3 separate regions of the Homo sapiens genome follow, and regions 1 and 2 are each linked to region 3. Evidence: chromatin loops called from intact Hi-C (ENCODE). Cell type or tissue: PC-9. All regions are shown on one strand. Links, peaks and the distances in the headings refer to the core of each region. The heading gives the core; the rest is flanking DNA.

What was found. A loop is a pair of places that touch in the nucleus more often than their neighbours do. Peaks named below come from ENCODE experiments on the same cell type or tissue, not always from the same donor. Only the 100,000 strongest peaks of a DNase experiment are listed, where the experiment ranks them.
Region 1: it touches region 3 in a loop (7-fold over the local background); 1 of 110 quality-filtered maps calls a loop at or near these places.
Region 2: a loop joins it to region 3, with 7 times the contacts of the local background. A loop is called at or near these places in 1 of 110 quality-filtered maps.

What each region holds. Positions count from the first base shown.
Region 1 is chr13:105,588,509-105,592,391 of GRCh38, reverse strand. The region is part of intron 6 of LOC105370345 (a long non-coding RNA gene); the gene reads left to right. Among named protein-coding and RNA genes, the nearest start is that of DAOA-AS1, 85 kb to the right of the region's middle. In PC-9, for the core only: no CTCF peak of the experiment used is centred there; a DNase peak (open chromatin) is centred at 2,171; H3K27ac peaks cover 1,208 bases.
Region 2 is chr13:106,261,885-106,265,767 of GRCh38, reverse strand. All of the region lies in intron 2 of LOC107984626 (a long non-coding RNA gene), which reads left to right. Among named protein-coding and RNA genes, the nearest start is that of LINC00460, 110 kb to the left of the region's middle. In PC-9, for the core only: no CTCF peak of the experiment used is centred there; no DNase peak of the experiment used is centred there.
Region 3 is chr13:106,149,497-106,153,379 of GRCh38, reverse strand. No RefSeq gene overlaps it. Among named protein-coding and RNA genes, the nearest start is that of LINC00460, 230 kb to the left of the region's middle. In PC-9, for the core only: no CTCF peak of the experiment used is centred there; DNase peaks (open chromatin) are centred at 1,129 and 1,919; H3K27ac peaks cover 2,500 bases.

The sequences.
Region 1 (3,883 bases), core at 732-3,231, 560 kb after region 3:
ATACAATAAAAATCTATTAAATTTTTGTCTGAAACAGAAAAAATAAAATATTTAACCTTTAAAAATGTTCAATGTTGATATCAATATGATGCCAGAGCCCAATGAAAACAAAAGTACTTAGTTCCCACAAAAGTTATAATGAGACCCTGATTTGACCTAGTTTGGAAATAGCAACCTTTAAAAGGTTTGAGAAAAATAAATACCTACACAAGTGTTTGAAAATATCCCAGGTGTCTAACAACTCACTTTCTCTATGTCTTTCCCATACCCCAAATATCAACCATGACATTTTTCCGCTGATCTTTCAGATCTCAGAAGGCGACATGAAGGAGATCCCTCTGCTGTGAGATTGCTATTTTCCTATTGTACCTCAATTACATTTATAAACTTCTTTCTTTCATGCCAGCCTAAGTGGTTTTTGAATTTATTAACTTTAATGTTTAATAAACCAGTTTCTATAGCAACAATCCTATGACAGATGTTTTGTTAAAGTCTCTTTAAAGCACACACCTCTGTCAATATGTTATTTTGAACATTTCAAAGGATAAACTCTTGAAAAAGGCTGCACATATCTCAACTTTCAACCTCACAATTTGCATTAATAATTATACCCTCTCTTAATAAAAGAATTATTTAATAGAAGGCTGATGAGCTAATTTTAAGAATAATACAGTAAAAGGTCAAAATAAAACTTACCACTCTCGAGAAGAAAGTGTAAGGTCAAGAAATAAAAAAAAATTACAACATGGACTATACTACTTTCCTCAATGTTAATTACTTTAATAAATGTGTGACGAATGATTACCAACATTTTAAAATCTATGTGCATTTTTCTCCAATGAGTGGCACTGGTTTTCTTTGCACTTTTAGAGTGCTCAGTCCTGGCATATGTAGGTCACTGACCGGGAAATTACCATCTCAATTCACTTTCTTTCTTCTTTGCTATTTCTTATCTGATCTCGAAGTTAAGGCATTGAAACTATTGCAAAACCCTCATTATTTTTTCCCAAATTAAAATGGTAATATTTAATAGCTGCATATTTTGATGCATGCTTTTGGCTCTGGTTTCCTTTTTTTATGTGTTTTTTTTTATTGTTGTTGTTATGAAGGGTTTTTTTTTATTGCTTTTTTGTTAAAGAACGTAGCAAAAAAAATGAAGTATACTAAAAGCTATTTCACCCAGAGAAACATAATTTGTTGGGTTTTTAAAAATATCATTTTCATCTGCTTCTTTGGGAAACATCAGAAATAGGCACTGAGGGATGGCAAGGTTTATGCTGAACTCTAAGTAATGCATGTTGTCACTTGCAGCCAGTCACTGAACTTTCTCTGCCGTAGCTTCCTCATTTTTAATGTGGACTAAGACTCCACTTTTATATCACCACGTCCAAGTTTAGACACGTGACCCTAAGTTGCTCTATCAGGGATCTCTAGGCCTTCCCTATGTGAGACACAAGGTGGGTATGGACTGCAGTCAAAGGCAAGTGAGGTTTTTTTTTGTTTTTTTGTTTGTTTGTTCATTTTTTGAGATGGAGTCTCGCTCTTTCACCAAGGCTGGAGTACAGTGGCGTGATCTCAGCTCACTGCAAACTTCGCCTCTGGGTTCAAGTGATTCCCCTGCCTCGGCTTCCTGAGTAGCTGGGATTATAGGTGCATGACATCATGCACTGCTAATTTTTGTATTTTTAGTAGAGACGGGGTTTCACCATGTTGGTCAGGCTGGTCTTGAACTCCTGACCTTGCGATCCACCCGCCTTGGCCTCCCAAAGTGCTGGGATTACAGGTGTGAGTCACCGCGCCCGGCTGCAAGTGAGTTTTTAATGAATGCATGGACTTGAGGACAGAAGAGGAGCCCGAGGTTTCTAGTGGGGGCTATGCACAGTTCTGTGGGTTAAAGGTTGTTCTTCCTCTTTCCCTGAGCTGGGGAGCTAGGGCAAGCTATGTCTTATGTCTCCCAAGAGTCAAAACCTTTGGCTCCTTCTAAATACCAGCCTAGCTCATACTAACACTGGATGAATACATTTCCACAACAGAAACTCAAAATCCATCTGTTTAAGGATGCATGACAAATTTCATTTAGAACAACAGTATGAGAGTCATATTCAAATGTGAAGCAAGAGTGAGCACAAGGCTCTTATTTGTTCCTTAAGAAAAAAAAATTTATTTCTTAGTGAGTTTAAATCATCAACCATGCTTCAGGAAGAAAAATGTAGCCTGGCCTCCTTTCCATCTCTTTGTGATTGTGGAAAAGTGGACCTTTAAGATTTCACTGAAAGATTACAGACCTGCTCATTAATTTTACATTCCAAACCTTTGACTGTTGATAAAATGAACAAAAGAATTTAAAATAAAAGTGGAAAAAAATGGATCCCTTTTCATCCGTGAGGGCCCTCAGGCTATATACAAACACAATACACAAAACCTGCATCATTTACCTGGGACAATGTTATGGGCTACTAAGTCGATCCTTTTAGAAGAGCAGTGAGTTAATGGATTGTTTTCCTGACAATATTTGTAGTACAGTAAAAAATAAAATGGGGAAAATATTTTTATCTGGCTTTTAAATGTTATGTTTTATGGTTGGGTTAATGTTGTGGCTGATCAGCTGTTACATGGTGCATGAATATTGACTGGATTCTCCATTAGGGCTGATGGGGCATCACCGACCAGCTATGTGATCTATGTTCTCCCACTGGCTCTTGCTTGGCATGAGAGATACATTTGCAGGATGAGGAGCAGGAATGAGAGCTATCGATTGTAGAAACAGAATATAGTAGAGCTGATTGACCTGTTTCAAAATTAAGAAATCTGTTGCCATATCTTGCATTACACTCTTTTATTTTATATTCTTACTCTGAATTCCTTCATGAAATGCACAAACTCCACCCTGTATATACATATATATATATGTTTGCATTTCCTAGCTTTTAAAAATAGTTTAAAGTATACCTTCTCCAAAGGGGAAATACTTTGAAATATTTTTGGAAGAGAAATTGTATTAGTTTAGATCCATAATAAATAATTATATTGTTTTAAAAGCTGGTGCAAAGTAACATTTTCTTATATTGTAGAACTCTAAGCCTTTTGGCTTAGAAAATGAGAGCAATATTCTTCTGCTTTTCATCACTTACAGGGATATTCTTGGTATTATTATATAAATTTTATTTTCATTAAATATACCATAAAATTCCAAATGTGTGTTTCGAATTACTGGCAGAAAAATGTTGGTAATTTTTTCCAGTGTGACTTAACTGTCATTATAATTAAGTAATTGTCTCCCCCAAAATGTTTGTTTAGGCAATACATTTCTGCATATTTGAAAACCTAATAAAAAGTTTTATTAAAGCTGTTCACTCAAAAATAGACAACTGTGCCCCGCTGAGCAGTAGTTTAAAACCAAATCAATGAATTTGCTATTATGTAGACAAGAAAGTGTCCTATCATTGACATTAGTAATGTTTCCACCAAGTTGAACGTGATGAGGGAGCTGTTAGTTGTTACCCTGGAAACTATTCAAAAGGTCTAGAGCTGCTGAAAAACAGAAGACTCTGGGCTCACCCCTGGGATTCCGCTGCCTTTCAGACCATCTAGGATCCAAATTTTGGGAATGTATTCTGTATGTCTGAACATGCTTTACTGCCATTTTAGACTGATTGTATCTAATTTTAAGTTTATGATGCCACCTCTCTTTTTCCCTATATTTCTAAACTTTCTGGAAGACGTTCTGAAATCATTCAAGTTTATTCTCATTTTTTATATCTCAGGACTAGTCACTCAATCTTTAAATAACCACTTTTGATCAAGAGATTACTGTACCCTTCTGATACAACTTAAGATCATAAAAACAAGTTGATCCAATTCAATAGCTTTTTCTTATATTATA
Region 2 (3,883 bases), core at 732-3,231, 110 kb before region 3:
ATGGTGCGATCATGGCTCACCTCAGCCTCGACCTCCATGGGCTCAAATGATCTTCCCACCTCAGCCTCTGGAGTAGTTGGGACTACAAGCCTGCACCAGCATGCCTGACTAACTTTTCTGTTTTGTACGGACTGGTTTCGTTATGTTGCCCAGGCTGGTCTTGAACTCCTGGGCTCAAGAGATCCTCTCTCCTCAGCCTCCAAGTGCTGGGATTATAGGCTCTAACTTTAAATCTGTGTAACTCTGGAATCCTTCACTTTGGCAAGTTTTATTTATATTTGTCAGCAGCTAATTATAATTTCAAAAAACCTTGTTTTTATATTAAATGCACATTAGAATAATTAAGACAAAAAGAGAAGTACTTCAACTTTTCACTTTTAATAATATAATTTATATGTTTAAAAAAGACCAGTAGGTATCTTCTATTAAATAATCCTCATTAATTGTGTCTACTTATCCAAAAGTAAATTAAGAAAGGGAATACTTTTATCCCCCTCAGTGAATACATTTCATGACACTTGTCTTGAGACAAAAGGCCTTTTTTTTCCACAACATCTTTTTCATGTACTGAGGGTTATTGCAGAGCTCAAGCCATGGAATGGAGCACCTTGGATGGGTCACTGCCACGGCCAAGGTATTGACATGCTTCTAGATCATGCTGAGGGATTAATTTTTAAAAGTATGATTGTTTTCATTTCTAGGTTTTAATTAAATATGCTATCTTTTAGAGTGCATCCTGAAAAACAAGCAACACACAAAGTAGAAAAGAACAATGCAAGGCGCACATCCAGTTTTATAGAATTGTTTCCCACTAGAATGAAAACCTATTTCGAAGTATAGAAATATTTGATAAACATTGATATCCTAGCCCTAGCCTTCCCAAAGAAACTAATCAGATAAAACTAGTGTCTGATTGCTTACTGTCCCTTTGAAAAAACTGGACCTTAGAAGAGCAAAATTCTGTAAAGGCTGTGGCCACAGCATTAAATACAACTGGACCATACTTTGTGGAATGCATTGTGCACAATGGAAAGTAGAATAACACCGCTCTACATTGCAGTGCAGTTAGAACATGTTATTCCAGTCAAATCATCTCATTTTACTTGGCACCCCCTTAGAAGTTTGAAACAGTTTCTGTGGTTTATTAAACCAAATGGATTGCTATAGAATGTCAGGCTCATAGATTGCAGACAGGTAGTGAGTCTCAAGGCATGTGCCTTTCTTTTTCCTGTGGATGTGTCACGTCGGAATAACGAACTGTCCATCATAGAGGGAGTGATTAAATACTTTTCCTTCCCATCAAATGTAATTTCTGTAAGACTGCATCAATTGAAGCATACAGCTAGGAAATTATGTTTTCCCCACTCTCCCCCTGCCATGCTAATTCCTAGATATGCATTAACTGCACATGCTGCCAACACTGGCAAAAGCAAATGCGTCAGCAAAGTGAGCTGATGGAACCCTGTGAGTGGTATTTCTCCTCCTTTTAAGAAGCTCCTTGAGTTCTGAGACAAATATATATTTGTGTTCAGATCAATTCTTGGCCTTACTTTATAATTTTTCTTATAATCATGTATTACTTTGTTGAATGGTAGACTTTTGACTGGCTCTCAGTTGGTAACTTCAGTGCTTTAGGACAAGTTGGAGCAGCATGCAGTTTCTAAGAGTCCTTATGATTTTTAATGGGCTAGACTGGTGAATAGTCATAAGACTTAGTAAAACATTTGGCAGGAAAAGTTAGAATTTCTTAGGGAGATTAATGACCATTGCAATTTTTCCTTGGATTGTTCCACAGGGTGCCTCTGGCCTTAATGAAAACCAAGTGAAAACTTTGAGCCAAATTCTAGAATTATTGTTCGTGCCTTTGCTCATGTGGTCAAAGAATCCTAATGCAGGTTCGAGGCTCTACTTCATTCTGTGGTCGATTAGTTTGTTCATTCATTCACTGAATAAACACACCTATCACGTGCCAGGCAAGAGGATGCAATGAAACATAAAATCCATAATTGTACTCTGGTATCTCATAGCTGCAAGGAGTGACAGGTGTGTAGGCCCATGGGCACGCCACAGGATAACAAGTGAAGACAAAACATCGTGGTGATTCAAATGGAAATGGCCAGTTTTTCTTGGAAAGTAGAGATGCCTTCACAGAGTGGGAGGTTTTTGAAGTCTCAATAGGAAATTTCCTATGTTGACTAAGCATGAAAGAACATGTCGAATAGAGAAAAGTGTTTGAAAATGCATAAAAGCAGAAAACAGCCTGATGTGTTCACTCATGACGAAGGGCTTGATGTGGCTGAAGTGTGGAGTGCAGGGGTCAGGGGCCACGCAAGGTGGACAGTGGGAGATGGACCCAGAGGAGGAAGAGAGGCCGGGTTGTCACAGCACTGAACAGGGGGTTAAACAGATGGAAGTTTCAGAGCCTCTGCAGGACACGAAAGCATATTGTGATATAGTAATCTTACATTTTTGAAAGATCACTGGAGCGGAAGAGGAGAGTGAATGAGAGGGGCTCAGGCCAGAGGCAGGGAGGTGAGTTGGGAGAAAAATGAAAGGAACCAAGAGGAAGATGAGGATGCAACACGGCCACCTTTATGACTCACTGCTCTGGCAGCATGGAATACTTACTCTTGAAGTGGAAGGTGGAAGGAACCACGGCTCATGGGCGGTGGCGAGCCTGAAATATTTGAGGCTTTTGGAAGACAGAGAAGCAGCTCTTCCCCCTATCTGGAGTTGACATCTTTGAGCAAAACAAAGTCGAAAAATATGTGTTGAATTATTAACACCATTTGCTTTGGCCTGTCGGGCTTAGCCGTGTCACTCATCAAGTTTCTCACAGGAGACCAGAAGACTTCTTAGGAAAAAACATTGGCCTGGAATGAAGAATAATACACCATTAGAGCAGCATGATACTAGTAAGATTAATTAGGTTGGTGAATATGTACACTGTAAACCAGCATACAAATATTAGATGCTACTATTGTTTTCCATATGTTAATAGGATCCAGATATTAGCGCCAGTCACTGTAAGGTACAGATGTACTTGTTCTCTTCCACAGCTATAGAATTTGAACTTGAACAAAATAATAATCTCATAAATGCATCATTCCAAAGCATGTGTGTTGTCAAGAATATGGCATAAGCATTACCTCCATGTATAAAGAACAACACACAAGGAATTTGACAAACTTTCCTGGGGTCCCTACATGTCTTGTGTAGAGAGCTATCTCTGAGAATCCAATAGCAAATGAAACCCAGCCCCTGTTTTTTCTCATCCTTACTCTAGTGGAGGAAACAGCAGCTTAGAGGGCAAATTCAGGTACAGAGAAGACAAGGGAAAACAATGCTATCCAGACTGCTGGGTACCTGGGGAGCAAATGGCCAGGCTTGAGGATCCAGGAGGGAAGCCTCAGCTAAGGTGATGCCTGAGAAGAAGCAGACTTTGGTCCAGGAACAGGAGCTGCCTGCTTGGCACAGAGGAAGCAGCATGTCTGGACAGAGAAACAAGTCACTGCAGAGCTGAGAGAGTCTTGCATGAGGGATAAAGGCAAGGGACACTGGTGGGTAGGATAGAGAAATTTAGGAGAGAGTAGTGGCATGGCTTGGTGATGGATGGGATGTGGCAGCCAAGAACAAGGGAGGGGCCAAGAGTCTCCAAATTTGTGCTTTTGTTTTTTGTTTGTTTTATAAAATGGATTATTCTGCATGTCACATTGAAAAATCTACTATTTTTTTCTGAACAAATGTATCAAGAATTTCCTTCCAAATATTGATAAATCGATCTCAATCTCTGAAGGCCTGAAGAGCATTATTCCAGAAGTAGGCACCATAATTTGAACAATTGAATCCTGCTGCTGAGCTTCAGGTTGGTTCTGGTTTGGGG
Region 3 (3,883 bases), core at 830-3,329:
CTCTTTCCCTCGCATGCTGCATTCAACCAATGAGGAGGCACCGCTGGCTTTGCTTCCGCAGCTCTCCAGAAACGCTTCTCAGCACCTGTCCTTCTCCTGCCCCAGTCTGAGCCCCCACAATGCTTCACCTGGATTGCTACAAGGGACTCCTCGCCACCTCCCGAGATCTGCTCTTGTTCCTACCATCTCATTGCAACCCACAGCCAAAATTATTCCTCCAACACACAGGTGGGGTTATGATGTCATGCCTCTGTTCAAACCCTTGCAATGGCTCTTCTTTGGAGACGGTAATAAAAGCCACAGTGGGTACAGGATTCCCCAGGACACTTCAGGATCCGACTCTCCACAGCCTGTGCCTGGTCTCACTTCCTGCAACTCCTCACTACTTTTCCACATGGTCTTACCTGAAGTTTTCAGAATGATAGAATGATACCTGTTCCTGCCCAATGCCTTTTGCATTGACTACTCCCTCTTCCTGGAAATATTCCTATGGCCAATTCCCTCCCTTTCATCGTCTATGCTCAAAGTGTCTTTCACCATGAAGACTTTCCTAAATTCCTCTTTAAATTGCACCCCTCAGCCTCACATTCTCCACTACCTTGCCTTACATTCTTTTTTCCTCACAACCGTCTAGTATATCATTAGCTCATTTATTATTTTGTGAGTGTTGTTGACTTTATCTCAGTCCTTCTTTCCCGTGAAAGATTCTCCAGTGCAGGGATCATTGTCTGTTTTATTCTGATGTATCCCAGGCACCTAGAACAGTGCAGGAATACAAAAGATGCGTAGTAGATATTTCTTGAAAGAATGAAATCTTATAGGTATGTAAAGTCAAATAAGTTCTACAAAAAAAACAAACAAACTCATCCCTTAAGGTGCTCAGTAAACTAAGGGAGGGAGAAGGAAACACAAATGAAAGACTACAAGGGTTCAAACCCACAGAACATCTCATTAAACAAAAAGCACTAAGGGTCCTGAAATAATAAGGGCAGCATCTAGAAAAAATGTATTCACGAACGACCATACACAGTATTTAACTCACTGCTCTCCATTTGCAGGTGATGAAGGTTTACTCAGGCCAGACAGCAGCTAGTTCCCTGAGAACACCTTTTATGTGGCCCAATGCAAACACTGCTAAAGGGAGTGGCTGAGCAACCTTCTTCCTCTCTGGCTCTACTACCTCTGAGCCTTTGTCCAAGCTGTTCCTTCTGCTTAGACACCTGTCTTAGTCCGTTTTCACTGTTATAAAGACATTTCTGAGACTGGGTAATTTATAAAGAGAGGAGATTTAATTGACTCACAGTTCTGCATGGCTGTAGAGGCCTCAGGAAACTTACAATCATGGTGGAAGGGGAAGTAGGCATGTCTTACAAGGCAGCAGGCAAGAGAAAGGTGTAAGCTAAGGGGGAAAAGCCCCTTATAAAACCATCAAATCTTGTGAGATCTCCCTCACTATCATGAGAACAGCATGGGGGAAACTGCCCCCATGATCCAATCACCTCCCTCCCTTGACATGTGGGGATTACAATTAGAGATGAGATTTCAGTGGGGACACAGAGCCAAACCATATCATTATCCTCTCTCTCTCTCTCTCTCTGTTACCTAGCCAACTCCAGTTTACCTTTGGGTCTTGGTGTGCAGACTACCCCCTAGGGATCCTTTCCTAACCTCTTTCTCTCCCACAGAACGGCTTCCTCTGCTCTGTGCTCCTGTGGCTCTTTCTTTTCACTCTCTCCTCAGACTGACTTTTGAAAGCTTTCTTCCTGACCACTCTGTACATTCCTGAGGGCAAGGAAGCTCTTTGTCCCATTCCCAGCTGCAGTCCTGATACCCAGCAGCCACAGAATGTTTGTGGGATGAATACCATCAGCCACACCCTGAACCAGGGTACATGAGCAATTATCACTGACAAAGAACCTGGAACTTGACATTGACAGGGCTTGGATTTGCCAAGTAGACTGTCTCCCTGCACCACTGTACCGAATGCCTTTTATCCATAGAGGAATGACTCATAAGAAATATTTTTCAGAAGAAGAGAAAGAAGGAGTATAGAAATTACTATCCTCTCACTTTCCGTGATTATTTATTTATTTGCCACATGTTGAGAGCTTGATGGGATACACAGTTACAAAAGGCTTTTCCTGCTGATAAAGAACTCAGAGCCTGGTTGGGAGGAAAGATAGTACAACATATTTAAAATATTGAAACAAATGATTTGAGAGAGCTGTATTAAAGAGGCTTTGACAACACTATGCTTGGGCATGGAAGGCTCCCAAGACTGCTTTAAAGAACATGTTGGAGATAAATAAACTAAGACTGCAGGACTGAAGCAGGGTGGCAAAGTGTGACCTGTGGGCCCAAACAGGCCCGCTGCTGCTGCCTGTTTTTGTGTGACATGGGATCTAAATATGGTCTTATATATTTAAATGGTGGCGAGAGGGAGAAAAGTATTTCATGACACATGAAAATTATATGAAATTTGGAGTTCAGCATCCATAAATAAAGTTTTATCGGAACACAGCCATGTGTATTCATTTATGTCCAACAACATCGTAGTGAAACAGAACCTTTATCCTTCAATAGCCGAAAATATTTGGTATTTGTCCCTTTACATAGAAGTTTGCTGACCCCTGAGCTAGAGAAAACAGCATGTGCAAAGGCCCAACTGCAAGCTGTTTTGCTTGATTGGAGTGAGACGTATGTGAGCCTGTGTGAATGTGTGAGTGTGTGTGTGTGCCATGCTTGTGCAAAGCAGGGTGGGATATGTAAGGAAAGGAATTTTCTTTTAAAAAGGCATGGTGCAATCTTGAATAGATTTTTGTTGATGTTTGTTTGTTTGTTTGTTTGTTTTTGAGACGGAGACTGTTGCCGAGGCTGGAGTGCAATGGCACGATCTCGGCTCATTGCAACCTCTGCCTCTCATGTTCAAGCGATTCTCCTGCCTCAACCTCCCAGGTAACTGGGATTATAGGCGTGCACCACCACATCTGGCTAATTAATTTTGTATTTAATAGAGATGTGGTTTCACTGTGTTGGTCAGGCTGGTCTTCAACTCCTGACCTTAGGTGATTTGCCTGCCTCCGCCTCCCAAAATACTGGGATTACAGGTGTAAGCCACTATGCCTGGCCTCAAATAGATGCTGTATGCCATGCCAAATACCTCTACCTCTGTTCTGTAGGCTGTGGGGAGCTAACTTACAGATTTAACCAGAGGAGTAACCCACTTAGACCTATGTGTTACCCAGCTAGCCTTTTGGTAATTTGTATATGTGTGGCCTGGTGTGAAGAAATTGTGAGACTTCAGGCCCCGTGATCATTAATCCTGTCACTGTCTTTAAATTATTCCACTATTTATAACTCCACCCAGACGGCACCCAACTATAGCACTTATTCTTTCCTCTGTTTTTTTCCAGAAATACTTTCAAAACTGATACCTTATTCATGAGGATTAACTTGTTCTTGTTAAGACAATATACCTACGTATGTGTATATATACAAGTTTTCTTTCTGCATGTGTATATCTATCATTTATATCTATCTGTAGAGAGTCTTTCAGGGTTTCCATGGGGAAAATGCTGCATTTAAGTTACAATACAGTTGTGATTCACAGTCTTTTGTTTGTGTTTGTTTATTTTTGGAGCAATTTGCCAAGAGTACCTCCAACCTATTATCCTGGAACAATTTCCCTCAGAGGTTTTTTTGACTTCAAAGAAGACTACGTGTAGATGGATGGCAGGAGAAATAGGCCCCAGATGGGGATGCTATCAGCACCCATGGGTTCCCATCTCTGGAAATGTTCACATTTTAAAATTGCAGAGTTAGGCTCTGGTCACCTTTTGGGGGCACTCTTTGAGGTGTGTCATTCAACTATTAATTTTATACT